Regions from separate parts of the Mus musculus genome. Here regions 1, 2, 3, 5 and 6 are each linked to region 4. A link is a loop called in an ENCODE intact Hi-C map of the cell type or tissue named here. Cell type or tissue: left cerebral cortex. All regions are shown on one strand.

Region 1 (5,000 bases), 310 kb after region 4:
ACACATGATGTTGCCGTGTCCCCACAGCTCAAAGCAGGAAGTATAAGGCCCACTCAAACCCTGAAAATGGAGCCGAGAGTCTCTCGAGTTTCACAGGTGATTATCTCGGGTGTTGTTATCACAGGTATAGTCGTCTCACCAGGACTCGCCAGAGTGCCAAGAATGCAATGTAGTACCTGACTCTACTCAGTATTACTCCCTGTCTTAGTCAGGGTTTCTATTCCTGCACAAACGTCATGACCAAGAAGCAAGTTGGGGAGGAAGGGGTTTATTCGGCTTACATTTCCATACTGCTGTTGATCACCAAGGGATGCAGGACTGGAACTCAAGCAGGTCAGAAAGCAGGAGCTGATGCAGAGGCCATGGAGGGATGTTCTTTACTGGCTTGCCTCCTCTGGCTTGCTCAGCCTGCTCTCTTATAAAACCCAAGACTACCAGCCCAGAGATGGTCCCACCCACAAGGGGCCTTTCCCCCTTGATCACTAATTGAGAAAATGCCTTACAGTTGGATCTCATGGAGGCATTTCCTCAACTGAAGCTCCTTTCTCTGTGATAACTCCAGCTGTGTCAAGTTGACACAAAACTAGCCAGTACACTCCCATAGGCCTAGCTTCAAGACAAAACTGAGTGTTCACTAATAGCGTGCACATTTCAAAGCATATTAAATTACCCTTAAAAATTACCTGTCAAGTGGGCTGGATGATCGGGCAGAAGCTGTACCATCACTCATGCTTTCGACACAGTTTCCTTGGATTTAGCAGCTATGTAAAGGAAGAACTTGGAGAGTCTAAATATTCTTTTTATCCTCAGGCTGGAATTATAGAAATCATTTTTCAAGTCTTAGAACATTCCAATACAGTTCCAACATCACATAAAGACATTATATACTCGGCAATAAACAAACCATGCCCATATATTAATACTGGTGTATTTCATTTATCATGGGCTATGATATTTTAGACATTGGTGATGACATCTGAAGCATCAAGGCAGCTCCCTACACAGGTCGATGGGCCTGTCCCTGCATCACTATGAATATATGAAACCCGTGCTCTCTAGTACAAGTGAAGGATACAGCAGTGATTAAAACTTACACGAGCTAAATAAGCTTTAAAGATGCAAAAGACTGGAAAGTGCCTCCTGTGGGCTCAAGGCTACGGAGCTTACAGTCAGAAAAATAATTATACAATACACGTGAAGAAAACAAAGTCGTGCCTCACCGACTCCCCCGAGGGTCTTCCTGCAGATTCTGTATGGCTCTAGTGCATACTACTCCATTTCACTGGTTTCCTAGGAAAAGGAAAAAGACACGGTTTTAATGTCTTCTGTAACTCCTCAGTGACTAATACGGAGTTGTTTAATTACCACAACCTGCATTCAAGCGGCGCTTCACTCCCCGTGAGTGAGAACAGGAATGAAGCTGCACAACAACATGCCTTTAGCACCGTGAAGGCCTAGTCTATGTAATCCTTTAGCTCTCACACCCCTGTACTCCTGGGAGGGCGAGAAGAGACATTCTAAGGGCAAAGTATCATTTTGAGCAGAAATGCAGGTGAGTCTTAAGTTTTTTTTAAACAGTGAGAAGGTCTAACTGATTGAAAATGGCCAGTGTTTTGAAGCTGAAAGCCACATCTGGATCACTATGTGCAGCCCTCTTACTGAAGAACTGAGCAAGGAGGCTCAAAGGCATGGTGCTCTCCCACGTGATGCACAGTGCTCGCTTCCTCAGCTGGAACGTGGGCTGTAGCATCTACGGCAGAGACTTGGCATTCATTACCCTTGGCGTCTCTACGCCTCAGCTTCATTGATACAACAGGCCCCTTGGTAGTAGTGATGTTTCCATCAGCGTGTACACATAGTAGAACCTTACCAAACTGCTCCTTTTACCTTATGCTTGCTGTAAATCAGAGTCAGAGAACTAAAACCAGGGGCGTCAGCCTATCTTTCCCCGAGAATAAAAACCTCTTCTCTACACAAACGGAAGGACCTTGGCCAAAGAAGCAACAATCAGTCTTCAGGGAGCTTAGCCAAGAGTTATACTCCCCAAGTGTTAACAACATTGCTCAACTTCTCAACCTGGAAGTCGCAGGCAAGTAGAACAGTGGAGGTACTCTGGTCCCGAGGGGCCAGAGAAATGATGCCACCATGTCACTGCGCTGTCATCAGCAGAACTCCAGCAGCGTGAAAGTTACTTAGTACTACCCCTAAGGAAAGGAGGGATGATGGTTTGAAGGAAGAGCTTGGAGAGCCTAGAGGCACTGCAGTCATAAAGTTCAATTCTAAGAGAGTGTTTGCATGAAGTCTTCAGACTGCTTTACTGATGCGTGCACGGGCAGGCTAAGACCTCAAGAGAGGACCCTCAGATATAAAATAAGATTGGCTATTGTTTATTGACTCCATGTGTCACAGACTGTGTAAAATATTTCAGATGCATTTATTTTATTTTACATCATGGAGAATGTAATAGGTCCAGGTTAAAGTATCAAGTTCAAATTACAATATTGCCATATGCTAGTGACATGGCCTCAGAAGACAACTAGCCTCCTGGCATCATGGGAATAATGTAGGAATAGCAATACTTAGCCCAAAGGGCGATATGAGAAAGAAAGGGAAGAAGGAAGGATAGTGAAGGAAGGGAGTGAAAAGAAAAACGAAAAGAAAATCCAAGCACTTTTCTTTCCCCCAGTTACTAAAGTGACTAAGAGCCCCATCTAGTGGTGGGTTTTTCTGACAGGACACAGGGCCTCAAGTCTTCCTGGACCTCATCCGAATGGAAGCTTGTGTTGCTGCTACACATGGATTTCACATAATGCCAAACGGGCATTTAAAAATAAATTTTATTTCAGAGTATTAACATTTAAGTGCCCAAATTATTTCACTGCTCTAAATGTTCTCGGCAGTGCGCGATGTGGGTAGAGATGAACAAGAAGCAGAAAGTAGCCTCAGAGACAGTCAGACAGCCACCGGAAGGTGAGAGTGTTCACGGTGGCCTACACAGGGCTGAGGGAGTGTGGAGGAAGCAAGCCTAGCCCAGAATTTGGAGTCACCAATAAACATAAGTAGAGCCAGGGACCACTGTATGTTTTCTCCTCCAGGAGCGCCCCCCAAGGCTAACAATGTTAACTTCATTTCGCATAACAGGCACAGAAAAGCTTTACAAATTACTGTTTCTCTTTTACTTACTCACAAGCCAAATGCAAAGTATAACTTAAATTATCTCCCCTAACATTAAAACCCAAGCCTAGAAAGCTCTAGCAAGATGTGAAATAAAGACATGAAAACTTGCACTCTATAGCCTGCCCAAACTGGATGTAAGTTAACAGTAGCAATACATCTCTTTGTATGAAGATGCCAGTATTAAAACTTTGCACAATAGCATGAGTTTAATACTATTCATCTAAACTGCAAGTTTGTCTGTGTGTGTGCTGCTCTTGTTAATGCGGCTCTGAGCATGTGGATAACACATGAGCAGAGGTATGTGGTACATCTAATTGGAGACTAATGTCAGGTATCTTTTCTTTCCTGTTTTCTTCCTTTAATTTTTTTCTTTTTTCTTGAGACAGCATGTCTTGGTAAATCTGAAACTGACCAACTTGGCTAGGCTCTCTGGTCAATGAGCTTTAGGGCTCTGAAGGTGAGAGTGGACTGCAACCCTAGGCTTTCTACATCGATTCCGGAGATCCACACTCAGACCTTCCTGCTAACGTGGTAGGCATTTTACTGTCTAAGCTAACTCCCTAGCCAGACCCAAGATTGTTAAATTTATGCTGTATGTGTGCCCTTCTCCCATGCTGGTTTCCTACCTCTTTGTTTTCTTCAATGTGGAGTGCACGTGCATTTGAGTGGGTGTGCACTTGTGGGTGTGCATGCAGGTGCCTGTGGGGAGGTTGACTCCAGGTGTCCCCTTAGTCATTCTACAGCTTAGATTTTTTTTTTTTTTTTGGTTTTTCCAGACAGGGTTTCTCTGCGTAGCCTTGGCTGTCCTGGAACTCACTCTGTAGACCAGGCTGGCTTCGAACTCAGAAATCCTTCTGCCTCTGCCTCCCAAGTGCTGGGATTAAAGGCGTGTGCCACCACGCCTGGCACAGCTTAGATTTTGAGGTAGGGTCTCTCAGAGAACTGCCTCTATCTCCTCAGCATGGGATGTGCAAAGGACGTCATCCCACCAGGCTTCTTATGTAGTGCTGGGGCTTACCAACTGAGCCAGCTTTCTAGCTCTGTACCCCTTTCTCTTATATAAGCTTGCAAGCCCTTTCATCAATAGAGGTTCTAGCAATGTTATACACATAGTCACACATACATGTATGGCATGCATGTCCCTACTACTTTGACAGAATGACAAAGAAATACACCGTTTTGTTCCTTTACTAAAATTATAAGCACTCAATGATGATACACTGCTTATCTAGCTTGCTGAGTCAGAAGGGAGAAAAGATTATGTCAGCAAAACCAGAAACTAGAACACTACAGAAAAGCATTTTGTTTTATAAGATGAATTTACTTCAAAAAACTTGGCTTTACTTTATATCAATCTCTTCTTATACAACTTAATTAAATTATAACTACAAACCTTATTAGATAAAAAAAATTTGCCCATCATGCATACAATCTTTGATTAAGATGTGGTCATTTATAATCTCAGTAATTTATAAAATGAGATATTTTACTGTATAAAACCCCAAAAGCAAAATAGGTAGGCATAAAAGCTTATCAGAAATGAGTAAATAGTACCATGATTAAATTAGCAGGCATGACACAAAGAAATTGAGACAAATCTCAACTATTCCCCTGAAAGGTGAGTGTTCTTCCAAATGAAGCCACCATGATTAATTTCTGAATCTTTTTGCAGTCCCTTTAATGAGAATCGCATCTTAAGGAAGCTAGAGAGCCTTCTGCTTCTTCCCCTTTGCTTTTAGACCCGTTTCAGTGAAACAGAAAGGAAGACGTGAACTGCTCCTTTTGCCCTTTTCTATTTATTATTTTTCTCTGTTCAACAGCCT
Region 2 (5,000 bases), 46 kb after region 4:
AACTGCCAGGGAGAAAAGGGGGGGCCGGGGAGCTGCAGGCTGCAAAGCAAGGGGCTTTCCAGCAGCTCTGAGGACAGACTCCCAGGAGAAAATGGAATGGCACAGCCTAAAAGGACAGGGTCAAGGAACTGAAAACTGGTGATGTGATTGTTATGTGATTGGTGATGTGATGTGGCAGTGGCTTGTGATTGTTAAGGTGGCTGGTGTTTTCTCTGTCTCTCAGTCATCTGAGTTACCTAAGCAAGAGAAAGAGGATACCTTGAGTTTCTGAAGCTGCCAAGGTTGGCACCCATCTGGGACATTGCAAACCACTACCAAAACAATTGCTAACTACTAATATCTACAAACTGCTTCTAAGGAATCTGAGACCATAACTTTTCCTTATACAAGAAAAGCATTCTGACAAAATAATTAGAAAGGAGAGGGGAAAGCATCAAACAGAACCTTGGTGGGACTTCTCTGGCTTTTGATGTTTCAATATACCATGTTTATGGATAGAGACTCATTTAATTCCATGTCTATCTAAATGGGAGTGTCCAGCTTACTAGGAATTTCGGAAGATACACATCTTTCTGTTTTGCACAGTTCACAACCATGCATGAGGTCTTGCTGCTTGGATCTCAAAGGGCAGGATCAAGTAACTACCCATGGCTCATAGTCTCCACCTTGTTAGAGATTGACCTGCAAGGCTCTTAAGAACACTGAGGTCACCCCTATATCCAGCACCTCTCCCTGCCCAATCAGAGGATCTGAAAACGTGGCCTGGGCTCTCCAATTTCTTTTACTCAATGAAAGAGGAAATAGCTTCCCTACATGCTTCTCTGGTGGGAGTGTGAATTAGTTCCGTTCCTCTGGAGCCTACACATTTTGATCCAGCCTTTCCACATCTAGGAATTAAATTTTAGGTCTACTACAAACGTGAACGACAGCATCTGTGGAAGAAACCAATCTAAATGCCTAGGAGCAAGGACGAACCGTAGAACACCCAAACCACGGGATTCCATGCCGCTGGCAGATCTGTATGTGCTAATATGGATAGTTCTCCAACAGATATTAAAGAGGCAAGTTGTACCACAGCATGTGCCAGGTACATGCAAATATACATACATATATTTTCATATTCCAAACACACAATATACACCCACACCCATATATATATATATGCTTACAGAATCAAAGGAACTCTCTGGAAGAGAATGCAAGAGACTGTAGGAAACCAGTCTGGAAATAAGACTGTAAGAACTCAAGCTATATTGTCATACACTTCTGACTTTAACAATGATGCTTCATTCTTTTGTAATGGAATATTTTAAAACAAAAATGTCAAGAATTGCCACTAGTCATCCTAGTGTAGAGCCAAAGTTAAGAATTACTAAAGTGGCCAAAGATTCCTCTGCATCAAGGGCTCACACACCAAACAAAGCCTGCTTCCAACCACGTTATACAGTGATTTGCCTGAAGGTGGCACCACCGAGGCAGTCACTGAGGTCTTTTAAAACTTGTTATGGCCAATTTTTCATTAACCCAAATCTTTCTGCCATTCTGAAGTCTGCATTACTTTATGTCCCCAAAGCATTCTGTGCTACTGCTTATAACACGGGCATTATAACATGGGCATTACAACACAGGCAGTTTACATGCACATAGGCCATATGCATTTACTTTTTTCATGGAAATCTACAAGCGATTCCATGCTTCCCAACATGGGGAGATGCTTCCTGAAGAGTTGGCAAGCCAGCCCAGGTTCTCTCTCCCTTACTCTTTCCCCGTAACCTTGTAGCTGACTTACTAACCACCTCTTTATCTGATTCCAGGGCCAATTTCACAAAGACTGGCTGCAACAAACCACGTGGGGCATTTGTTCTTTTGAATTTGTCCAGACCTTTGGCCCACAGCAGGCGATAGCAAGGCACGGGATAGTCCAGGGCAAAAGCCATGAGCTTGCCTGCCTTCCCACAGACACTGACTCTCTAGAGGTAGGTGTGTTGCCACAGCAACTTCTAAATCATATCAATTATGCCGCCCCTAACCTCCTAACATCTTCTTTAAACACACCACATTTGAGACACCTCGTTTGCCACCCTGAGCGTGCTCACACAGGTCCTATACTGTACCACAAATTCTTTCCTCATCTGGATAAGGGGGTTCAGTCAGGTTGCGTACTAACCATCACTTCAGTACTTGGGTTGGTTCCCCCCACTACCACTACCCAATTCTTCTGTCCTATAACACCCTGAACGCCCCTTGCCTATGATCCCCTGGTGCAGATTTGGTATCTTCCCTACAAATGACTGGCATACTGCTAATACCAGTTGAGAAAAATTCATTAAGTCACATATGAAATCCTTCCTGTCTACTGCTACCATTTTTGCTTATTCCTCAAGATGCAGTTGGGGGTGGGACTAGGAATCGACTCTGCTAAGTCCCTCTTTGCATAGCTTCTTTCTACCACTGGTCAGACTCCATTCACAATAACTTATCTCCTTTGCCCCATCATGGGCTTTATCAGTTCAAAGGATGACATCTTTCCCATCTCTTGTGACTGTCGACACGTAGCTCGGTGCATGGTAAAAAGTTGGCTCTGAGTAAATGTGAGGTCAAAAAACGAATATGAGCAACTCAAAAATGAACACCCACAGGCTATAGGTTTCCATTCCTTTTCATTGTCACTAAGCCCCAGGGGAGATGGCATGGTGGCCATGTCTCTGACTTGAGAGTAATACCTATAATGCACACACACACATGTGCTTTTGGTGGAGAACAAGGCTCGTGAACCATCTTTTTTTTTTTTGTACTTGTTTTTCAGATCCAAAAACTCACATGGGACTAGAGGCTTCCATCTGGAGAGAAGCAGCGAAGCCCTGCAGAAGGAAGCTGTCACATTCCTTGAGTCCTCACCCGGCAGCCTGACATCTGGTCCACACTTGGGGGGAAAGAGACCACATCCTCACAGGCAGGGCTATTTTTGCACTCTGAGCTGCCGAAGCCTCATTCACTCAGTACAACTCGCCTTAGACACAGGGAGGGGAAGGAAACTAATATTTACCAATGAAGGCTCTGATGCCTTGTGCCTCCTCCCGTAAGCATCTCAGAAGAGACTACTTCATTCGTGTGTATCTGGGAAGAAAGAACCTAGGTGTGCCTTGGGGAAACAGATGGGCAGGGATACTAAGGAAGTGCTTCCATCGTCTCCTGATAGGTTACTGAGAGCTAAACCCACAGATGACTCCCAGCATAGTCAGATATTCATGTGTGTGGCTCCCTAAAGACATACATGCGTGTGTCTATACAAGGGGAATGTATTCATGAAAGCTGGAGGATCTTATGCCCATATGCAGGTATCCACTGCCGCACCAGGCAGTGGGGCCTGAGACTTGTTTGACTTTGCTGGGAGCGGGACACAAGCAGCCTCAGAGACACAGCCTCATCCGTGTCCCTGACTCCTGCTCGTTGCTTGTTTGCTGACTTCTGCATTCCAAGGGCTTCTCTGCTGCTCGTATGTCAGAAGGAACGGAGGCTTTGAGAGTCATACCAAAGCACAGAATTCACTTTTAAACTAAATCTTCATGATTTAAACATAAACCTTGTGTTTTGCAAGCTGGTCTGGCTGTCCTTTAAAATTAGATACCCTGGGAGCTGGTTAAAGAGAGCCTGGGACCCTAGAGATGCAGCCAGATCAAAAAGTACCTTCCTTTCTGTCCCTCCACATTCGGGCTCCCAGATGCTAGTAGCCACCATCCCATCCCATGGGCACAGGGGCATTGATGGCTCCTGACATTCTGCTATGTTCTGCAGGCAAAGAGCCCTCTCCTGAAGAGTGGAGGAGGCTGCGGTGACCTACCATAGAGCCGCAGTACCAGATGGTGGTGTTGCGTCCTATCCCAGCCCTGCCGGCTAACTGCTGTCTGTACCATTTGTGCCCCCCTTCTCTGGGCATCATCTGTAAAAGGACAGTGATAACAGTACCAATCTAATACTAATGCTACTGGTGCCCTGGGGTGGCTTTGGAGTTTAATGAGATAACACATGGAAGCTGGGTAGCCTAGCGCCCGAACTACCATAAGCATGAAAGGAAGGGATGGTAACTAAGGAGCTGTTGCTTTTCTTCCTGCTGCCTGATAGAAGGGCAACATTCAGATCAGAGTTTCTTGCCAGAGTAAGGCTTTCCCAGGCGGTGGGGGGATGCCTCGGGGGAAGGAAAGCTCTGTCCGCTGGCTTCGGAGCACAATGATGACCAGCTATTATCCAGTGTAGTCATCATGCCCACTGGTCCTTCCACTGCCATCCTAAGGACACTTGGGCAAAAGCTGCTCTTGTGTCTCGAGTCTGCACTGGGCCCTTCTGTGAAGTTGGCTCTGCTTCTTTACATATCCGCTCCTCTGGCTCACTGAGAAGAGCATCTCTACATATGGCTCAAGACAAGAGTCTTTCTGCATCCCAGAGTGAAACACAGAAGAATTCCAGGCCAATCCGCCTCTTGCCCTTTCACACAGTATAAACAAAGGGCATGTAGACTTCCACAAATTTGGCTAAAACCAGGCTTGTTTATTGATAAAATGGAAGGGCCGGTATAGGATAGATTAAAACTCAGGAAAATAGAGGTGGAGTCATCACAGTTTGGTCTTCAAAATGAAATATGTTTTTTTAAATATATATAAAAACTAAAGTTCTTAAGGCTGGGCCTGTAGTTTGGTTCACACGGGTCTGCAATATCGATTGGATAATGTTATGATTCACTTCTAGCTAGAAGTAAGAGGGCTATTCCTCTCTTTAACACACAGAGAAACTGAGGCATGGTGCGTATGGGAAAGACTAACAACTCTGGCATGCATGCACGGGATGGGATGGCAGGCTCAGAATGGATAGATAGAGTGTAGGGCACTGGGAAGATGCAGGTAGCTCTCTTACCTAGGGCAACGCTGCAGTAGTGCCTGGTCTGATTGTGATGTGTTCTCTTCAGCGATTCTGGTTCAGTGGCAACTGGTGACTGGTGTGGGGAG
Region 3 (5,000 bases), 70 kb after region 4:
CTTTATCATAAGCAATGTTGTATGAATGACAGAATGCAAAATTTTTTAATCTATTGGCATTTGAAAAAAGAGCTTTGATTTGTTTTTTCCTGCTAGGAATATCACTTGGTTTTCAATTCAAAGAACAAAGCCGTGTTGCAATATTATTCTACTACATTTGAAAGGATATTTAAGTGGAGGGCTTATTTTCAGATCCTTTGGTATCTTCTATAACTTAATAAAATGCTATCCAGACACTTTGGAGTCCCTTGCTACGGACAGCAACTCTGATTGGGGAATCACCATCACCTGAGTCATGGACCACTTTGGCCTCTAAGGAGCTTTGATAAATGACTGAGCCTCAAATTCCAAGATCCTACTTTTTCACTTTCAATAGGAACACCCTAGACAATGCTCACCGGACAAAATCTCCCATTGTTTCTCTTCAAGGGAGGCTGAGTAACCATATCTAGTGGCTTCAGGAAGTTATTTCATGTGACAGGATGGTCATATAAGTAAAAGTTAGTGACAGCTACAACCATTCAGATGAACAGACCACCGGAAGCTGCCATCTGACCTTGGCACATTATCTATCTTTACCAAAATAGCCCCATCAAATTGAAACGATATCTACCTATTAAAGGGGAAAGTGAGGCTCCAAGAGGTTATGTCATTTCTACAGTCACTTAGATACGCAGTAGGATATAGGAATGCCAGTGACCACTCTCTGGGACTCTGCTCTCTCCCCGTGACACATCATTACATCTGGTGTGGAGAGGCTATGTAGTTTGCTAGCTGCCTCCCCCCGTGAAGAAACTAAAGACATTGGCACTACACATTCCTCATAGCAGGTCATCTAATTCACATCAAGAGGGTGATGTAGCCTCCGGGGATATCTGCAGGTTAAAGCTTCATTTCAATAGAGCCTGTGGCAACTAAAGTGGATTTTGGAGATTGTGTAAAATAGATTTGAAAGCCCAGAGATCTATGAAAGGGCGAATTTGAACTCCAGGTTAACCTATTAAGGTAGGGGTTCTCTTCCTTCCTCCTCTCAGTTCCTTCCCAGTTCTGTGTGTGACAGAAATTTCTGCATGAGGGCACAGAGTTCAGCAGAAACTGCGAATACAAGTCTCTCATTGTCCCGTTTGCTGCCTTTCCCTGCAGCTAAGCGCCTTCCGATCTGTGACCTTCCTGTCAATTTATCCGTATGAATCTTTGTTCCCGCTACCTGTCCATACAATGATCTGTCTTCCTGCTTGTTTTGTGCTACGGCGTATGAATGGTATGGATCCAGGGCTGCCTTAGTCAGGCCTTACCCCTGCCCACTTGGCAATGGGTTTTTAAAGCATAGTTTTTCCCGGCAATGTTTCTGTGTCGTCTCTTTCAACATTCTTCGTCATTTATTTGTGTATATGTGTGAGCCCATTTAAATGTGGGAGGTGGGGTGTGTGTACATGTGGGTGCATGTGTGTCCGAGTGGCCTGGGCTGGCTGTCCACCAACCCCAGAGATCCTCTTGTATCCACCTTCTTAGCACCAGGGTTACAAATGTGCCACCATGGCTGGCTTTTTACGTGGGCACAAGCCTTGATATGGGATGACACTGAAAACCATATATATAAAGGAAGATTGGCTCACGGAACACAGGGTGCTAAGAAAAAGGAGGCGTAGCCTCAGGCAATAGGAAGACTTGCATTTACTTACAGTCTTGGTCTGAGTCAATGACTGAAGAAGATGAAAAAGGAAGAAAGAAAAAAAGAAAGGAAGGAAGAGAGAAAGAGAAAGAGAGAGAGAGAGAGAAAAAGAAAGAGAAAGAAAGAAAGACAGACAGACAGACAGACAGACAGAAAGAAAGAAGAAAAAGAAGAGCCCTGCATGTCTACTCGCAGTGACCCCTTTAGGCCAGAGAAGAGTGAATATGAGTTAACTTTCTGGGGTCTACCCAAATTATCCAGCGAGATTCTATTACCCTTGTGTTTGGGGACCAGGAGAAGGCGGTAGGAGATAGGATAGATGTTTGTTTTACATTAACCCATTAGCCCGTTCATTAACTCCAGGCTGGAGTATCACAAACTATAGCCTTCGAATCAACCACTCAGAATTCCCCTGGGATTTGGTTAAAATGAAGTCTGGGTTCAAACCCCAGACCCGGAAAACATCAGCTTCTTAAGGGCAGGTCCATAGAGTATTCTAACTGGCTCTGCAGGTGAGAGCTACGCATGCTCTGAAGGAGGAAGGCTCCTCAGAACAGGAAGAGAGGGCTCCTCTCTAGAAATGTGTGTTAAGATCTCCAACTCTTGCCAACCTCGCTCGCCCCACTTCCGTCTTGTCCCCCACATCTAACACGGGTGAACCTTCCAGAATTTACCTGGTCTGATGGGGCTCTGCATACAGTTCGGAGACGGGATGCCCGGGTGGAGGGGCGCTGTGGCCCGGCTGCTGAGATCCATGACCGAGGGCGCCGTGGAGGAAGCTGGTTGCAAGCCAGGGGGGTGAGGGCTGTGGTCGTGCTGCGACGGACTCGGGGGGATGCCATTCTCTGACAGGAATTCCTCCAAGTCCATGTATTCCAGCTGGAAAGTATCTCCGTCATAGGGAAGGGTTTTGTCCCATAAGGTGGGTCCCAAGAAGGCGGACTGGGGGACGGTCGGGCTGCTGCTCTCATCGTCCAGCTTCTTTCCTTTGTCTTTTTCTTTACTAAATGCTGAAGAAGAAAAAGGGAAAGGTGAGCTTTGTTTTTTTTAAAACAGAAAAGAAAAGGGGTCAGTCTGTCACCAGCCTTCCTGCCATCGGTTACAAAATGACTTCTGGGGGCACCGAGGCCTCTGGCTGCTGCCTCTGGTAGATCTAGAGTTTCGACATCTTCCTATTTACTTTGGAAAGAAAGAGCTTTCTGGTCTGTAGGACAGGACGGGGCTACCGACTGATCTGGAATGAAAACAAGAGAATAATCCTTCCTCGGTGTGTTATTTGAAGGGCTAAGTCACCGAAATCTATACTGAGAAAATAACACCGGAGAATATATACAACTGATGGGATTTTTAAAGGGGACCACCGATAACTTGGTATGATTCTACCTTTTAGAAAGTGATGACCGCAAGAATCTGAGGTCATTCTGACTTACAAACCAGGGTATGCAAGCTTAGTCTTAGTAAGCAGTCCCCGCCCCCACCTTCCCTTAATACTACGCGTCGTTTCTGCGTTATTCCTTTCCATGTATTATCTCAATAAACGTGCAAGCCTACAATTATCCCCCATTTACAAGGAAGATAAGGGTGCTCTCTCACCATAGAAGGAGACTGTGGGGGGAGGGGTGGGCAGGCCGGGGTGACGGGGTAGAAATGAAGTACTTTCGAACTCATCCATTTGCTTAGAACCCTCAAGAGGACTAAGTCTGTTTTAGAAGGTGGATTCTTTTTCCTTTTCCCCCCAAACATTTAAATATTACCTAATTTACAAAAAGAAAGCAAACATTTATGTACCCCATCACAAGGCAGTACTATGCAAAGGTGCTGTGTTCTACTCTCTGAGGGTAAGAATGCAGCTATTTCCTGCCTGGAAATACAGCACCCCCGGATTGGTCTTTACCGAGCTGTCTGCATTTTGCCAATATTCAGGTGTGGGTGGAATCAGGGATTAGAGAATTTGATTCTGAGTTTTGTTTTGTTTTGTTTCTCATTAGAGAAATGTAGTCCCACCGCCACCCATTCGAATCTTCAAATCCTCCGCAGTCTCATTAGAGTTAGGCTTAAAAACATCGACCACAAAAGCCTAACGCATCCGCAGATTTCTCCCAAATGCTACTCCTTAAGAAGCAGTGCGGGAGGGTATTGGGGGTGGGGGGCGGTCTGCACGCGCAATCAAGCACCAGCAACTCTTGCAATGCAACAGGCGTTCTCTCCCAGGGAAATTGATGCAAACACCCCGAAGCTATTTCCAGCCAAATAATCTTTTCAAGAATTTATGCAGGAGCAGCATAATTCGCTTCTGTCACTGTGATAACACCAAAGGCAAGAAACTGCACCGGCCCAAAACACAAATCCGTTCTGGCATCAATTGCGTTCCCAGCTAGGTCTCACATGCATCTACCCCCAGCCCCCCCCCCACTCCCCACCATATCCCCCTACCCGTCTCCTTAGCTCCAAGCCACGGTTGCCTAGGGAAGGTTTGAGACTTACCAAGAAAGGGCTCAAGCCAGAGGAGGCTCCTGCACGCGGTTACACGTGAGCCTGCTCAGCTCTCCCCTCCCACCGGGAAGAGAGCACCGGGAAAGTGTCAGCGCTGGAGGCGTGCACCGCTTCCCGCCGACAGACCACTCCCCCCACCCCCACCCCGCTTTGTGAATTGCGGGTCTGCGGGAGAAAGCGCCTCTCCGCTCATGCCGCGTGAGTTCACAACACAAAACACTAACACGATCCGAATATTCAGGCTGCCGCCGAGTGAGAACCCCCATTTACTTTGACCCCCCCCTCTCTGCCAGGCTCCAACCAGCCACCTCCCGCCCTTTCTCCTCTCCAGTCCCAGAGACACTAGTCTCCCAGGGAAGCGCACACCCTGTCACTCAAAGCAGCGATCCTGACCTGTCAAGTTCACCTGTCACCTGCGCTGCAGGAGGACAGACCTAGAAAGGCAGGCGAGCCAGGTTCCCAGCGCTATTTCAAATGTTGCCCCGGAGGGATCCCCTTTGCATTGAGGAGAAAGAGGGAGTAAGCCCCCCAATTTCACTAAAGCAAGGCGAGGGGAAGAAAGATGCTGGTGCCCTCCCAGCCGACTAGGGGGGTCCCTGGGAGTGTAGTCCCTTCCCTGAGCCCAGCTGCCGAGGCAACGCTCACCGTCTTCAGGATGAAGGGGGAGCTTCAGCGGGTTCTCCAGCAGGGACCTGAGCACGCCGTAGGGAGGCGGGATAAAGGTGGGGTTCAAGGGGAGCTGTCGGGACATTTTCTCCATCGTGATGCACTCAATTGTCTTTTTAAAAAGAAGGCCAATCGCCGCCCCGAAATGTTGATGAGCTTTGTTTCCTCC
Region 4 (5,000 bases):
AAAACTATGAGGAAGGAGAGGGGCAAGAAGAACAAGAGAGAGGAATGGGGGAAAGAAATAGAAATATTATTTTCTCAGACATGGAATCTGGATTTACATATATACACATATTCTATGTCTACCCATATCTATGTTCTTATATCTATCTATCTCTATCTATCCATCCATCCTCCATCCGCCCACCCATCCATCCATCCACCCACCTACACATCATCCATCCATTCATCCATCCAATCATCCAACCATCTATCTACCTATGCATCTATCTATCCATCCATCCATCCATCCATCCATCCATCCATCCATCCACCTATCCATCCATCCATCTGTCCATTCACCCATCTGTTCAACCATCCAAACATCCATCCATCCATCTACCTATGCATCTATCTATCTATCTATCTATCTATCTATCTATCTATCTATCTATCTATCTACCTATCTATCTACCTACCTACCTAACTAGCTATCCATCTATTCATCCATCGACTTATCCATCTATCTATCTATCTATCTATCTATCTATCTATCTATCTATCTATCTATCATAGAAGCAGAAGGAATGGTACTATTTAGAAAAAGAAGAGGACCAACAGGAGTGAGGAGAAGGGACAGGCAAAGTGGTGGAAAGGTAAACATGAGCAAAGAACAAATTATATATATGATATATGTATTATAATAAAACCCATTTATACACTAGAATTTCAACTAGATTTTATTTGAAAAACAATAATCTAGGCATAGAGATCTTCAGGGAGCTCTCAGATAGATCAAATAGCATCAGTCAGTTCTCTGCAGTTAAGAGTTTGGGCTGCAATGCAAATATGCTCTGCTTTCCCCAGGCTGCTAGGATGCCAATCTTCAAAGCCACTAAGGTTTTGTGAGGCTTCTGTGTGGCTATTGTGATAACAAAAGAAGAGGAACGGGGGTGAGGTAGATGTCCTAGTTGCTTTTCATGATGCTATGATTGAACACACTGAGAGAATCTACTTAAGAGAAATGGGATTGATTCTAGCCTACAGTTCAAGGGTTCAACCCACCACGAGAGAGAAGCCATAGCAACAGGAGTTTGAAGTAGTTGGTCGCGCCACATCCTCATACCTACATCCAAGAGGCACAGAGCGATGGATGCATGCTCCCCAACGCTCTGCCCCTTCCTCCTGCTAACACAGTCTGACGTCCCAGTCAGGAAACCATACCACCTGAAGTGAATGGATCTTTCCACCTTAATAATCTCAATCAAGATAATCCTGACACACATGCCCAGAGGTCCATCTCCCAGGTGATTCTAGATGCTGTCAAGTTGACTGATAGCACTAGTCATTACAGTAAGTTAACAATGCCACAAAGCTCACCGGAGCTTCTAGCCTCATTCAGACTGCTCTAGTGTGCTCCAGGGCAGCATCTAGTCAGAAAAGAATGGTCCTCATTTTAAGGAGGAGCTGCCATTTTTCCATCCAGCCATGCGAGAGCTTCTGCACTGCTACCTGAGCCAGGAGCCCTGTGCCAAGAGTTGGGCAACACTGTGGGGGTGGAGAGCTCCAGCCTGTGGACACCCCCCCCCCACACACAAACACTGCTGCTATGCTTTCTTCCAGTCTCAACAGAGTTTCGATGAAGTGTGGAGCATCCGTGATTCCAAATGCAAGAGGATGCAGAAGGCACAGGCTACCAAGAACTGGTAGTATAAATAAAGGTTCCAAGAACACAAGTTAGGGTCAAATTCGTTGGCAAGTTGGTTATGAACTCTACATTTCTAATTCTTAAAATAAAGGCACTTCCCAGTTAGGATTTGTAGGAAAGAAAAAGATAAGCAGGCAACAACACTTGACACCCAAGACTTCCAATAAGTTGTACTTGGGCAAATTTCATTTTCTTTCTGGAAGCAATTACCAGCATTTTACTGATAGGTGGCGCCAACGAGCAGAGCCACTGTTCACAAAGGCTTTTATTTTTCACCCTAGATGCTGTGTGATCTTCCTCTCTGCCGGTGCTCAAGCTGGCATTTCAAAATCCAGTGCGGCACACAGACTTCTTCTTCTTTATTTTTTTTTTAAATCCATCTGTTTCATGGAGAACTGTGAAACTCAGAAATACCTATTCCTAGCCAGACAGCCATAGGAGTTTTTATAGATGATAAAACTTGGTGATAGCTAGCTATGCAGTTGGGCATTTAAGAGAAGCCAGAGGACAGTTAATGAGACATTTGAGTCATGTGTCTGTAAGCATACCTCTATTATACATTGGGAGGGCTCCAAAGAGTTTGGCGATTCAAGTCCTGGCCGTGTGGGTTTGCACGTCAGTATCGGCGTTAGCTTGGGCAAACGGTTCGGTCTCTCTGAACCTCAAGCTTTGTTGTAATGTGATGTGATGATGACAAATGAGATAACCCACACGTGACACTCAGCACAAGCCCAGATTCTTACTAAGTACTCCTGCCATATAAGCGCTAACGCTTACTGAAGTGAGCTTTGGGGTCTTAAAAATGTTAGGTAACCCCTCCGTCTTCGGTAGGGTTTCCATTGCTGTGATAAAACACAGTGACTAAAAGCAACTGGTTGGGAGGAAAGAGTTTCTTGTGGCTTACACCTCCACATCACATTCCATCATGAAGGAATGTCAGAACAGAAACTCAAACAGGGCAGGAACCTGAAGGCAAGAGCTGATGGAGGGGCTGTGGACCACTGCGGCTTACTAGCTCGCTCCCCAAGGCTTGCTCAGACTGCGCTCTAAAACACCCTAGAATCACCTGACAGAGTGGCCCCACCCACAATGGGCTGGGCTCTCCCACACCAATCACTAATTAAGAAAAAGGCCTACAGACTTGCCTACAGGCCAATCCTATGGAGACATATTCTCAATGAAGAGTACCTGGTCCCAGTGATGTCTAGGTTTGGGCCAATCTAACAAGACAAACAACAAACAAAACGTTGCTTAATGCTGTTTACCTCTATCCAGGATTTGAGCTTACTGGCCCAAAGACAAATCTATCCAAATATTAATTTCATCTAGTGGTCAGGATCGAGATGGAAGAAAAACAGAGACAAAATAAGGATTAGTAGAGGTTAGATTAGAATTTTGGATTGCATCGCAGGATTCAACAAAGATGCAAGGGTTGGATCCAGGGACACCCCTGCCCCTGGAGCGTCTGAGCATCCAAAGCAATGAAGAAAAGGAAATACGGTTTGTTGGATGGCTCACGGTGCCGAGATAAAGGCAGAGAAGTTCCGAAGAAGAAGCCGAACTATTCCTGGTCCAGATACTTAAGACGCAGTAACACATGGAACGTGCACAAATGTTAGCTGTCCTCGTCTTTGAGCCCAGGGGGTGGGGGATGGGGTAAAAATCAATCTAAGAATAAAAGCAATGAAGAGGTAACTACCTCGGAGCGGAATTTGGCTGAGTACGAGAGATTTCTAGAAGACTGGAGAGCGGGAGAAGGGAAGGAGTTTTTCCCCCAAGAACCGAGTGCGGCAGGGTCTGTACAGGTCCCACACATTAAGCAGGTTTCTTAACATACAGGGCCCAATGCCATGGCGCTGAAGTTCCCTTCAGTCTCAAAGGCCCAGGAACTTGTGGTATGAGGCTCCGAGGGAAGGGAGGCCCAGGGAGCAGGGTCCAAACAGCTGCTTTGTTTCGTGGTCTTTTCCCTGCTGGACATCTGGTACTTAATGGCAATCCTCCGTGGAAAGTCAGTTGTCCTTTTATTGTTTTGTACAGCGTGTTTTCTTTTGTTCAGGAATGAGGACCGAGTGCCTCTTGAAAGAGGAAAATAATGAGAGGAAATACAGAGGATGGCATCTTTCCGTCCACGCTTTCTAATTGGTTCCAACCAGTAGAGATCTAGTCACGGAGCAAAAGGAAGCTTGGAAGCACTCAAAATGGTGGGGTGAGGGGGGGGAGAACTCGCATCACCTTAACAGGACACCCACATTCGTTTTTTGCTCTTTTGCTCTGAGGCACCTCGCAGAGGGGATTCTCAGGGTTGTAATGTTCAGGTGGTGTAGGCCACCCAGGTAGCCTCTATCAGAGGGTGAGGGTCAATGCCTTTGGACCTCCAGGCTTTGGAAGAAGACATGTTATGAGGAGAAGAGATATGAGGGGGAAAAAATTGGTCTCCTTCCACAGGACAACAAAACACATATAAAATAGCTATAGGGACCCACTCAGGGGCCTTTGCACAGTCTGATTGACTATGCGTATGCCTCCTGGTGCTGCACTGGTCACAACCAGCTATAAACTCAACGGAGCTCTCACTGTTGGCCCACGATAGGAGATCTGCTTTGTCTTACTAGGCCCGCTGTCTATGAGTAAATGTGCAGTCACATTTTAACTATCCTGTAGAAGCCAGGCAGTCCATCAACACCTGGGGCACGGACAGGGCCCCTCCATGAGCATCCTCGTGTAATGAATAGACAAGGTGAGTGTAATAACAACAATACAGGAAACGTCTATGTGAACATAGGAAAAAAGAGCACTTAACCAGCCTGCGAGAGAAGAAGTCATTAACGTTCCAGCAAACCGAAGCTACTCAGGAGCCTAAGGGTGAAGGAGGCACTGACCTGGGGGCCTGGAGCACAGGAGATAGGCAGCCACTGGATAGGGAAACAAAGACATGTTCAGAAAAATACAAATGCTTTGTTTACCCTGAGTATAGTCTGAAGAGGAGATATTTAATACCACGTTCCTAGGAGTGGTATAATTAAACTCTTCAACGGGTACCTTAAAACAAGTCAAGCTCATATTTTTTTTTATAGATCAAAGTTTCAAAGCCGTCTTCTTTACTCTCTGAAGGTTTTAGGGAAAGCTCCTTCCTGGTCTCTTTCAGACTTCTGGTGGCTTTGCAGCAAGCCCTGGCATTTCATGGGCTGTCCCTGTGTCACTAGCCTCTGTCTCATCATCATCCCTGGATTCTCAACCCTGAACTCTTGGCGCTTTGTCTGTATAACCTCTCCTGTTCCTTCAGGGACAGCAGCCACTGAATTCAGGACCCACTCCAA
Region 5 (5,000 bases), 300 kb after region 4:
AGTTCAGCAATGTGTTTAGCATATGCTCCAAGGAGCTACAATCGGAAAGTGAAATATGGCCCTCCCCAGTTTGTGACCATTACTAACGTGGGCACTTATGTCAGTGGCACCTTTGTCTTTACTTACAAGCTTGACATAAATTGTTCAATCGATCAAACGTAAAATGACAAATAGCTGTATGAGATTATGTCTTTATGTGGCGAGGAAGAATGCTGCCGAGGATACTATGGCAGTGGCTCAGAGGGCCATTGCAATTTCAGAGGCAGGAGAGGAAATATACTCTTCCAGGCAAACAGGCAGAGTACATAGCTACATGTGCATGTTCTATAGAGAGCTTTTCTATGTATTTTGAACATGTCTTAAGGATCAACTATATGCAATACACAAAGTTCCTTCAAATCAACACAGAAGCGTTCTTCTTTATGTTACTAGCAATGAGAGAAAAACAATCATTCAAACAATTTAAAATGTTATCAATGCTCTGATACACAGGGCTAAGGAGATGAACCTTGGTCTGGAAGGAAGCTGGTGGCAGTGGATAGTGGAGAGAACTGTGACAGAATGACTGTGGCAAAGCCATTCATTAATAGTATCTGAGTGACTCCCACTAAGGGAATGACGATGATGAAGAAATCGGATGGAGTCTTTGCCATCAAGAGGTACAATGAGCAATGGTTAGACTGAGCTAAAGCGATCAGGGACACAGATGCACCATTAGACACCGAGTCAGCTGATAGGAAGCACTGGAACAAGAACTAGCCACACATACAGGAAAAACAAAACCTGGCCTTATCTGCACTTGCACCGGAGGACAGGAAACAAGTCCTTTGCCAACTGCTTTATAAACTGATATCTGGAACAGTAGAATGAGAAGGAGGCACTGGTCCTGAAACAATATACCTAGACCGAGATAAGGAAGGAATGGCTCTTTCAGAAAGAGGGAAGACAAGCTTGTAAGGGTAGAGCTAGAGAAAAGAAGAGCTGAAGGCAGAAGCAGTCTACACAGGGGCGTACAGGTTACTAATAATACTAAGGTAGCTTTGTGGGAGAGGAAATAGGCAAGGTGCATTAAGAGTAGATAAAGCTACTGAGAGTTGCAACAAAAGCCAATGACAACCTAAAGACAGAGCCTAGAGAGATGGCTCAGCCAAAAAAAAAAACCCCACCTTTCTGCAAGCAGGAGAACCCTAGTACAGACCCCCATCACACACATAATAAAGTGTATGCAATTCCAGTGCTGGGAAGGCAGAGATAGGCAATGGGCTCTAGCCAGACTAGCTTAATTAGCCAGATCTAAGAGCAGTAAGAGACTTTGTCTCAAAAATTAAGGTAGAGAGTGACAAATAAAGATGGTTGACATTAACCTTGGCCTCCATCATTTTCGTGTACACATACATGTAATTGTACCAGCAAATATACACACATGTGCTTATATCAGACAGACAGACAGACAGACAGACACACACACACACACACACACACACACAAGCTTGTGCATGCGCGCGCTGCCTGACTGATTAATGGGTTTAAGAGACAGAGAGTAAAAAGGTCAGCAGTATATACTAAGATAACTGGTACATCTTAATGATATGGGAGGAAGGACATGACTCTGAACAGCCATTGAAAAGAGGCCGTTGTTTGGGAAGAAAGGAGAGGAAGGTGCGAGGTTAAGCATCACAGATTGTGCCTCAGAAGTGCTGCACCTAGGACCCCTCTAGGAGAACTAAGTGGAGATTTGTACCAGGAAGTTAGAGCTGATCAAGGGAGTGCTGAGGTTAGCAAGAGGCTTAAGGCGGCCTCGGAGGGCTCTAGACTGCCAGAGACCAGCTCATGCGGGAGAAAGGGCTTTCAGATCCTCGCCTCTCCTTACTCAGGACCTGTGGGGCTGTTCTCAGTGTATAGCTACAAGAGCTAACAAGAATTCTGCTACAGAACACCTGTCGTCCTCTTCGGGCATCCATAGGTACTACACACATTTAGTCAAGACATAGAAAATCAAGTACAAACACACACACACACACACACACACACACACACACAGACAGAGAGAGAGAGAGAGGAGTTTTAATAAATTATAGTCAAGTTAAAGGACACATAAAATTCTGAAAATAACTAACAATTGATCCATCTGCCAGCCTGGGCAACTTATCTATCTCTCTCTCTCTCTCTCTCTCTCTCTCTCTCTCTCTCTCTATCTATCTATCTATCTTGTGTCTGTCTATCTATCTATCTATCTATCTATCTATCTATCTATCTATCATCTATCTATCTATCTATCTATCTTGTGTGTGGTTGACTCCCAAGTGTGGTTGAAAGCTTAAAACAGAATCAAGGTCCCTAGTAGCATATTAGTATCAAAACCAGTTGCAGTAACATTGCATCTGTTCTGTGTTTACTCACAGCATTCCATCTTAAGGAATATTAAAATAAACATAAGGAGCCAAGGATTATTTATTCTTGTACACTTTTTGTCTAATTGGTTTTCTTTTGCACATGACCTGAACATTAATAACTCCACACTGCTCTCTAGTGGTGAATGAAGAAAACAATCCATCAGAATGGATTTTGCACACCTCAACTAACAAGAAAAGGTATATATCAGCCACCAAATGCAGACACTATTGCATATGCCAGCAAGATTTTGCTGAAAGGACCCTGATACAGCTGTCTCCTGTGAGGCTATGCCAGTGCCTGGCAAATACAGAAGTGGATGCTCACAGTCAGCTATTGGATGGAACACAGGGCCCCCAATGGAGGAGCTAGAGAAAGTAACCAAGGAGCTGAAGGGGTCTGCTACCCTATAGGTGGAACAACAATATGAACTAACCAGTACCCCCAGAGCTTGTGTCTCTAGCTGCATATGTAGCAGAAGATGGCCTAGTCGGCCATCACTGGGAAGAGAGGCCCCTTGGTCTAGCAAACTTTATATGCCTCAGTACAGGGGAACGGCAGGGCCAGGAAGTGGGAGTGGGTGGGTAGGGGAGAAGGGTGGGGGAAGGGTATAGAAGACTTTTGGGATAGCATTTGAAATGTAAATGAAGAAAATATCTAATAAAAATTTTTTTAAAAAAAGAAAAGGCATATATATCATGAACATAGTTTCTTAATTTGCTATGGTTTACTGCAGATAAAGCCATTTAAAATTACTGCTTTCAATTTATTAGTCTAATTTTAAATATTTGTGGAAATAAAAAGGATAAATTAATTGTTCCTTGTTTTAAAGGTAGACCTGTATTATTTCTCAGGCACCTTGAACTATTCCTGCACCCTACCCCAAGTATATTAAGCAGCAAGGCATGGTGACCTGTGCCTTGAATAGTGAACATTTGGAGGCTGAGTTAGGAGAATCGACATGAGTTGGAGTCCAGTGTGGGTGACAAATGAGTGCCAGGTACACCAGGATTAAAACATTAAAGTCTCTGTCTCAAACAAGTAAGCAGGCAAGCAAACAGCTTAAACTATACTAAATGCCCCATATCTTCCCTTCTCCCAGCCCACATCTCTAAGCTTTAAAACTGAAATGAGAGTGAACCTCCGACTTCTTACCAAAAGGATTGGTGGGAGGGGCTTCAATTTGTTTATCTTTAACATTAAATTGTCTTTTAGCTAATAACTTAATTTGAATAGCTAAAATATATCTATCATTGTATACCTTAAACCATTAATAACTTAGAACTTAAAAAGTGTATTGGAGAGATGTTCAGTGTCTCTATTGCTGTGAAGAAACACTCAAAAGTAGCTTGGGGAGGAATGGGCTTACTCGTTCACACTTGCGGGTAATGTCCATCACTGAAGACAGTGGTGGCGAGAACTCAAACAGAAAAGGGACCTGGAGGCAGGAGCTGATGCTGAAGCCACAGAGGAGCGCTTCTAACTAGCTTGCTCCTTACAGCTTGCTCAGCTTGCTTTTTTACTGAACATGGGATCACCAGCCCAAGGGTGTCCCTACCCACAATGGGCTGGACCTTCATATATCAAACAGTAATTAAGGAAATACCTTAGCTTTCCTACAGCTGGATCTTACAGAGACAATTTCTCACTTGCATTTTTCTCCTCTCAGATTATTATATTGTGTCAAGCTGACACAGAAGCCTTGTGAGATGAACAAACCTGAAACAGCTCAGTCATTAAAATGATTTTGGTGAAACTCACTTTTTTTTTCCATAGGGAGGAAATAAAAACCCAACTGAAAAGACAAATTGTTTTCAGGTGTCTGCAGTGGGAGAAGGGTTAAAGTGGGACTATTTATTTAACAACCACCCTCAAGGAATAATGATAAGAATAAGCTTGTAAGATCCTTTATCATGATAGCTAGGCTAATATAAATAAAACTGCAAAGAAATGATAATGCCAATAGCATAGTCTATTGGCGCTATGGAGTTTTGTTTAAACTTTGGTCCAGCAGATAAAGAACCGGATGCTGTCATACACTTTCTGTACCAAGGATGAGACGAAGGAATGGAGGCCAGGCACGTCTGCTCTTAACTCTAGATCTTGCTCTTATGCAGATGCTGAATCTCCAAGTCAGTGAGAATTAGTGCAGATCAGGAAATGAGACAGTTTCGTTTGTTGCTTGCTTGCTTTCTTTTCCCTCCCCCTCCTCCTCTTCCTTCTCCCTCTCCTCCCTCCTCCGCCTCCTCCTCCTCTTCTTTCTCCTCCTCCTCTATGTTCTCTTCCTCCTCCTCCTTCTTCTCCAGGTCAGGTAACCAACTTGATCCAAACTCAGCAGGTACATTGGCAACATGTCTGCAGATATACCTTCTTTGGACTCTGCTTCACAGATGAGTTCAACAGCATATAACTAAGCAATATGCAACCTTTAGTTAGAGTTATACATATAGTTAGACATACTTGTTATCTGCATACTTGGAGAATTTATTTTTAGGGCAAACATCCTTGAGGGTAAAGGTCCCCTTGTATCTTTCATTGAGGACGTTAAACTTATATGAAAAATTTACTGATGAAGAAAATACGAATCTTGGCATCGGTGGGATTTTGTC
Region 6 (5,000 bases), 140 kb before region 4:
CGAGCATTTTCTTTCATCTCTCTTGCTTTGTTCTGCAGCCATACCTGAGAACAGGGAGCCAGGAGCCCAGCAGAGCACCAGGAGGAGCAAGTCTCCAAGTAAAGCTAGGAGGACCCTGAAAAATCTTGTAAACCACGATTCTCTTTGAGCCACATCTGATATCACCTAGAGAGTAAACACATAGTCTGTTCATTCTCTGGGGGTGTTACTTTTTTAAAAGGAAACTCACACACACACACACACACAAAAGATGGTTTAAAGCAGAAATTTCAACCCCTCAGTTGTGGACCGGATGTCTGAAGTCAAGAGGCTGCTTCTTTCTGGAGGTTCAGGGGGAAGCTCTGTCTCCTGTCTCTTCCAGTTTTAGTAATGGCTGGCAATCCTACATGTTCCATGAATTATGCACTCCCATCTCTGCCTCCATCTCTGCATGGCATTTCTGTCTCCCAGTGTCTCTTTGTCCTTCCACTATGCTACTAAGGGTACCAGTGTCAGATTCAGGCAGTCTTATCTAGAAGTACCTCAACTCAGCATACCTTGTTTCCAAATGAGGCGATATTCTGAGGTTCCAGATAGGTGTGAATTTGGGAAGGGGATACCGTTCCACCCAGGGCAGTGAGAGGACTGTGAAATGGTTCAGTGGTAAAATGTAACAGTATTTCTCCAGAGGCTGCCAGAGGGCCACATGGGCATTTACAGGGATAAAGAGCTGGAAGAGCTGGAAGTTGTCTTCAGTGATATCGTTTGAGAATGCAGATTAGTGACATTGTTTGGCACTGCCACTATTGCACTAGTTGCTACTGCAGAGGTCCTTAATCTGTAGGTAGAGTCCCTTTTGAGGGGGGCAAGTGACCCTTGCACAGGGTTCGCCTAAGACCACTGAATAATATGTTTGCCTTATGATTCATCACTAGCAATATTACAGTTATGAAGTAGCAATGAAAATAATGTCACGGCTGGGAGTCACCACAACATGAAGAACTGTATGAAAGGGCCACAGCATCAGGAAGGCTGAGAACCACTGCTCTGCAGAGTGTAACCTTTGATTTTCCACTCAAGTTAGAAACATCAGCACAAAAAGCTCTAGACTAAGAGTCACAGAGTCCTTCCTTGAGAAGGGCGTGGCACGTGGTCCACCCAGCACCCTCCAGGGGATGGCCCCACACCCACAAACATGTGGGCAGCACAAGTTAGACTTACGTGTTATTCTTTTGATGAGGATATGAAGTTAAAAGATATTGATGGGTGGAAGATGGGTCTGGAAGGAACTAGGGACAAGAGGCAATTGAATATCATCCTAAAGGTTCACCCATGAATACAATTCTCAAACAATTCACAAAAACTTAATATGGAGAGTCAGTTTTCTTTAATGATGGGGCACGTGGTGTGTCAGCCACACTCCAGAGCAGGCCCCATGCTCAAGAGTAGTTGTGAAACACAAAGGGACTTGATGAGACAAAGAGGGAGGGGAGGAGGGGAGGAGAGAGAGAGGGAGAGAAAAACACAAAGTTGGTTGGGGCTGATTTGGGAGGAGTTGAGAGAGTGGTAGATGTGATCAAAATACATTTATGAAATTCTCAAAGAATTAATAAAATATTATTTTAAAAATATTCTATATTATGATATAATAAAGAATAACACACACACACACACACACACACACACATATATATATATATATATATATATATATATATATATATATATATAATCTCACCTTATGGTAGAGGATGTAGCTCAGAGGTAGAGTATTTGCCTAGTATGCACAAGGCCGTGGGTTCAAACACCAGCACATCCAAAAAAAGGGAAAAAAAGAAAGGAAAGCAAAGAACTCTTCTAGTCTTCCTTCTGTCATTTACTGTTTGGCCTGAAAACATTACTTTGTTGAACCTAAATGTCCTTGTCTGACTTATGTTTCTATTGTAGTGAAGAGACACCACGACCATGGCAACTCTTATAAAGGACAACATTTAATTGGGACTGTCTTAAAGTTTCAGAGGTTCAGTCCACTATTGTCAAGGCGGAAAACATGGTGGCATGCCAGCAGACATGGTGCTGGAGAAGGAGCTGAGAGTTCTACATTTTGATCTGAAGGCAGCAGGAAATGAACTGGCTGAGACCTCAAAGCTCACCCCCATGGTGACAGACTTCCTCCAGCAAGGCCACACCTATTCCAACAAAGCCACACCTACTCCAACAAGGTCACTCTTCCTAACAGCACCATTTCTTATGGGACAAGCATTCAAACAGGTGAGTCTATGTGGGTCATTCCTATTCAAACCGCCACAATCTTCAACTAAAAAAATAATGAAATCTCCCATAATTTTTGTAGGTTTATGATATTTTTGCCTCTGACATTTTAAAAAATTAACCTTGGACTTTTAGGACATAGGGAACTCTGTACTTAATACCAGGAATAAGTTCCCATCCAACATTTAAAATACAAAAGATTATTTTGGTATTTTAAACATCAGACTCTGGTTACCTTGAAATGCAATAGTGTTGCAACATTGTAGAGTGCATATTTCTCAAGAAATGTTCTTGGTACACAGTCAAAATGGACTCTAGTACAAATATATGTGAATACAAGTGAGAACTGATGGGGTACCTCTCTTATGGGTTATAAATGTCTCCCTCCCGAGTATAGAGTATCTATAGAGATATTTGATCCCTATTTTAGGCAGTAGGGAGAGACAAGGGAAGAGAAAGGAGTGGGGGAGGAGGAAGAGGAGGAAGGAAGAGGAGACAGAGAAGAGAATTGGGAAATAAAGTGCCACCCCTTCTCTAAGCTTCAGTTTTCCTAAATTCAGGGAATAAGTCTCAAATGGTGGGACCGAGGTTCACCCTTCCCCCAAGCTCTGCAACACCGCATGTGTGCCACAGTCACACAAATCAAATGCAAAGCTCCCCAGCATCTGCCAGCATGGTAAGTGTGCAGTTAATGTTCACAGCGAATGAAGGAACTCGTACATCCTGACCACCCTGAGGGGTTGTTTGGAAATGCAGCAGCTTGTTACTAGTATTTACAGTCCCCTTTTCTGCCAGCCACCATCCTTGACCTATTGCCAAGTTGTTTTTCTTTATTCAGTCACCACTAGATGGCACAAAAGGAAAAGGCTTCATACAATGAAAGAAGACAAGCCCAAAGGACAAGGTGACCACAATGTGAAGAAGAAGAAGAAGAAGAAGAAGAAGAAGAAGAAGAAGAAGAAGAAGAAGGAGAAGGAGAAGGAGAAGGAGAAGGAGAAGGAGAAGGAGAAGGAGAAGGAGAAGGAGGAGAAGGAGGAGAAGGAGGAGAAGAAGGAGAAGAAGGAGAAGAAGGAGAAGAAGGAGAAGAAGGAGAAGAAGGAGAAGAAGGAGAAGAAGGAGAAGAAGGAGAAGAAGGAGAAGAAGGAGAAGAAGGAGAAGAAGGAGAAGAAGGAGAAGAAGGAGAAGAAGGAGAAGAAGGAGAAGAAGGAGAAGAAGGAGAAGAAGGAGAAGAAGGAGAAGAAGGAGAAGAAGGAGAAGAAGGAGAAGAAGGAGAAGGAGAAGAAGGAGAAGAAGAAGAAGAAGAAGAAGAAGAAGAAGAAGAAGAAGAAGAAGAAGAAGAAGAAAGAGGAAGAGGAAGAGGAAGGAGAAGAAGGAGAAAGCAGGCATCTTAGTATTGATTAAATAAAAGAGATAGGCTTCATCTTCATTTCACCTTGGACATTACAAGAAGCAGACCTACGAGGGAAAAGCTGGTCAGAAAATGAAGTTTAAGCAGAGACAGAGCAATCACACAACAATAACAACAGGAACAAATGTCTGTGCTGATGGTGCTAAAAACCTGAGGCCAAGAGAGGTAATCAATAATCTTAATCCAAATATTAATAGGACACCAAGAGAAAAGTCGTCACAATTACATTGATGAGTGAAGGGAAGCCAGGCCAGATTTACCATCATGAATCGAGGTTATCACTAAAGGAACCTGGAACCTATAGGGCAACCCCAACTTACAAGAGCAAAGTAGCCACTTTAATTAATATGGACCATAGTACTAGGAGTCTTCATTCACACTCAGTTTTCACACTTATTTATGTATCTGGTTAAAGGTGCCAAAATGTCCCGTATTATTCCATGGTGATGCCAGGGCCTCGGAGGTGCAAGGTAACTACAAAAGTTAAGATACTAGAGTTCAGTGAGAGCAAAGAAGGTGAGGGTGTGGTGTAGACTGCAGCCTTTTAAGCCTGGCCCCAGCCTGTGATTGGCAGACTCAAGACAATTCCACTTACTGGGGTCCTGTGCTCAAGAAGAAATTTCCTGATTGCAAATGGATTTTTCTATAGATCTGCCTTCAAGAGGAAAGCAAGGCATGGTTCTCCCACAGTGAGACACAGGAGCTCAATAGATTGACACTCTATTTATAACACCTGTCTCCTAGGAGCTTGGTAAACAGGAAGTGTTGCCAAGAAAAGGATTTCCTCTTGACCAAATTAATTCTCCAAATCTATCGAGCAGTTGTTGGACTATGTATTGAACACATCCTGGGTTATCTCTTGGCTGATATTCAAGGCCCATTCAAACATTCTGCTTTCTTATTCTTCCGACCGAATACTAACCAGACCCAACCCTGCTTGGCTTCCAAGACTAGAAAGAGACTGGGCACGTTCAAAGCAATATGGCCATAGACTTTGCTTTCATAGTTTATGCTGAAGACTCCGTATACTTACATAGCAAAATTATCCATGAAGAGTCCTATTAATGCAGACTCCAAGATTCAAGTCTCAAAGATCTTCGCCAGGTCAGCCTGGGTATGATACAGGCATTGCACTAATAAGAAGCTCAATGGAGTCCAAGAAGGATGGCCCCATATGTACAACCTATGAGGAACACTCATTCTGAGTCCAGAACCACTAAGCCATAGAATATTTTATTTGGAAAAAGATCTCCTAAAGATTAAGCAGTGGTTCTCACCCTTCCTAATGGTATCACCCCTTAATACAATTCCTCATAATATGGTGACCCCCAACCATAAGATT

What was found. Hi-C counts contacts between places; a loop is a spot of excess contacts. Peaks named below come from ENCODE experiments on the same cell type or tissue, not always from the same donor. Only the 100,000 strongest peaks of a DNase experiment are listed, where the experiment ranks them.
Region 1: it touches region 4 in a loop (4-fold over the local background); 34 of 42 quality-filtered maps call a loop at or near these places.
Region 2: a loop joins it to region 4, with 2.3 times the contacts of the local background. A loop is called at or near these places in 5 of 42 quality-filtered maps.
Region 3: it touches region 4 in a loop (7-fold over the local background); 14 of 42 quality-filtered maps call a loop at or near these places.
Region 5: it touches region 4 in a loop (5-fold over the local background); 34 of 42 quality-filtered maps call a loop at or near these places.
Region 6: a loop joins it to region 4, with 4 times the contacts of the local background. A loop is called at or near these places in 20 of 42 quality-filtered maps.

Annotation. Positions count from the first base shown.
Region 1 is chr11:90,620,972-90,625,971 of GRCm38, forward strand. It overlaps Stxbp4 (syntaxin binding protein 4), which reads right to left. Exons shown (of 18, transcript NM_011505.2): 2 at 1,221-1,290; 3 at 684-811. The coding sequence starts at 730. Among named protein-coding and RNA genes, the nearest start is that of Stxbp4, 15 kb to the right of the region's middle. In left cerebral cortex, a CTCF peak has its summit at 2,716 (motif pointing left); DNase peaks (open chromatin) are centred at 1,730 and 2,720.
Region 2 is chr11:90,362,146-90,367,145 of GRCm38, forward strand. All of the region lies in intron 2 of Hlf (hepatic leukemia factor), which reads right to left. Among named protein-coding and RNA genes, the nearest start is that of Hlf, 26 kb to the right of the region's middle. In left cerebral cortex, a CTCF peak has its summit at 1,461 (motif pointing right); DNase peaks (open chromatin) are centred at 892, 1,494, 2,942 and 3,793; H3K27ac peaks cover 1,201 bases.
Region 3 is chr11:90,385,440-90,390,439 of GRCm38, forward strand. Hlf (hepatic leukemia factor) reads right to left here. Exons shown (of 4, transcript NM_172563.3): 1 at 4,811-5,000; 2 at 2,347-2,682. The coding sequence starts at 4,925. Among named protein-coding and RNA genes, the nearest start is that of Hlf, 3.0 kb to the right of the region's middle. In left cerebral cortex, no CTCF peak of the experiment used is centred here; DNase peaks (open chromatin) are centred at 2,326, 2,938, 3,052, 3,616 and 2 more places; H3K4me3 peaks cover 4,535 bases; H3K27ac peaks cover 3,492 bases.
Region 4 is chr11:90,315,730-90,320,729 of GRCm38, forward strand. No RefSeq gene overlaps it. Among named protein-coding and RNA genes, the nearest start is that of Mmd, 69 kb to the left of the region's middle. In left cerebral cortex, a CTCF peak has its summit at 1,910; a DNase peak (open chromatin) is centred at 1,962; H3K27ac peaks cover 569 bases.
Region 5 is chr11:90,614,137-90,619,136 of GRCm38, forward strand. The region is part of intron 4 of Stxbp4 (syntaxin binding protein 4); the gene reads right to left. Among named protein-coding and RNA genes, the nearest start is that of Stxbp4, 21 kb to the right of the region's middle. In left cerebral cortex, a CTCF peak has its summit at 2,540 (motif pointing left); a DNase peak (open chromatin) is centred at 2,547.
Region 6 is chr11:90,180,477-90,185,476 of GRCm38, forward strand. No RefSeq gene overlaps it. Among named protein-coding and RNA genes, the nearest start is that of Gm11494, 39 kb to the left of the region's middle. In left cerebral cortex, a CTCF peak has its summit at 3,075 (motif pointing right); a DNase peak (open chromatin) is centred at 3,053.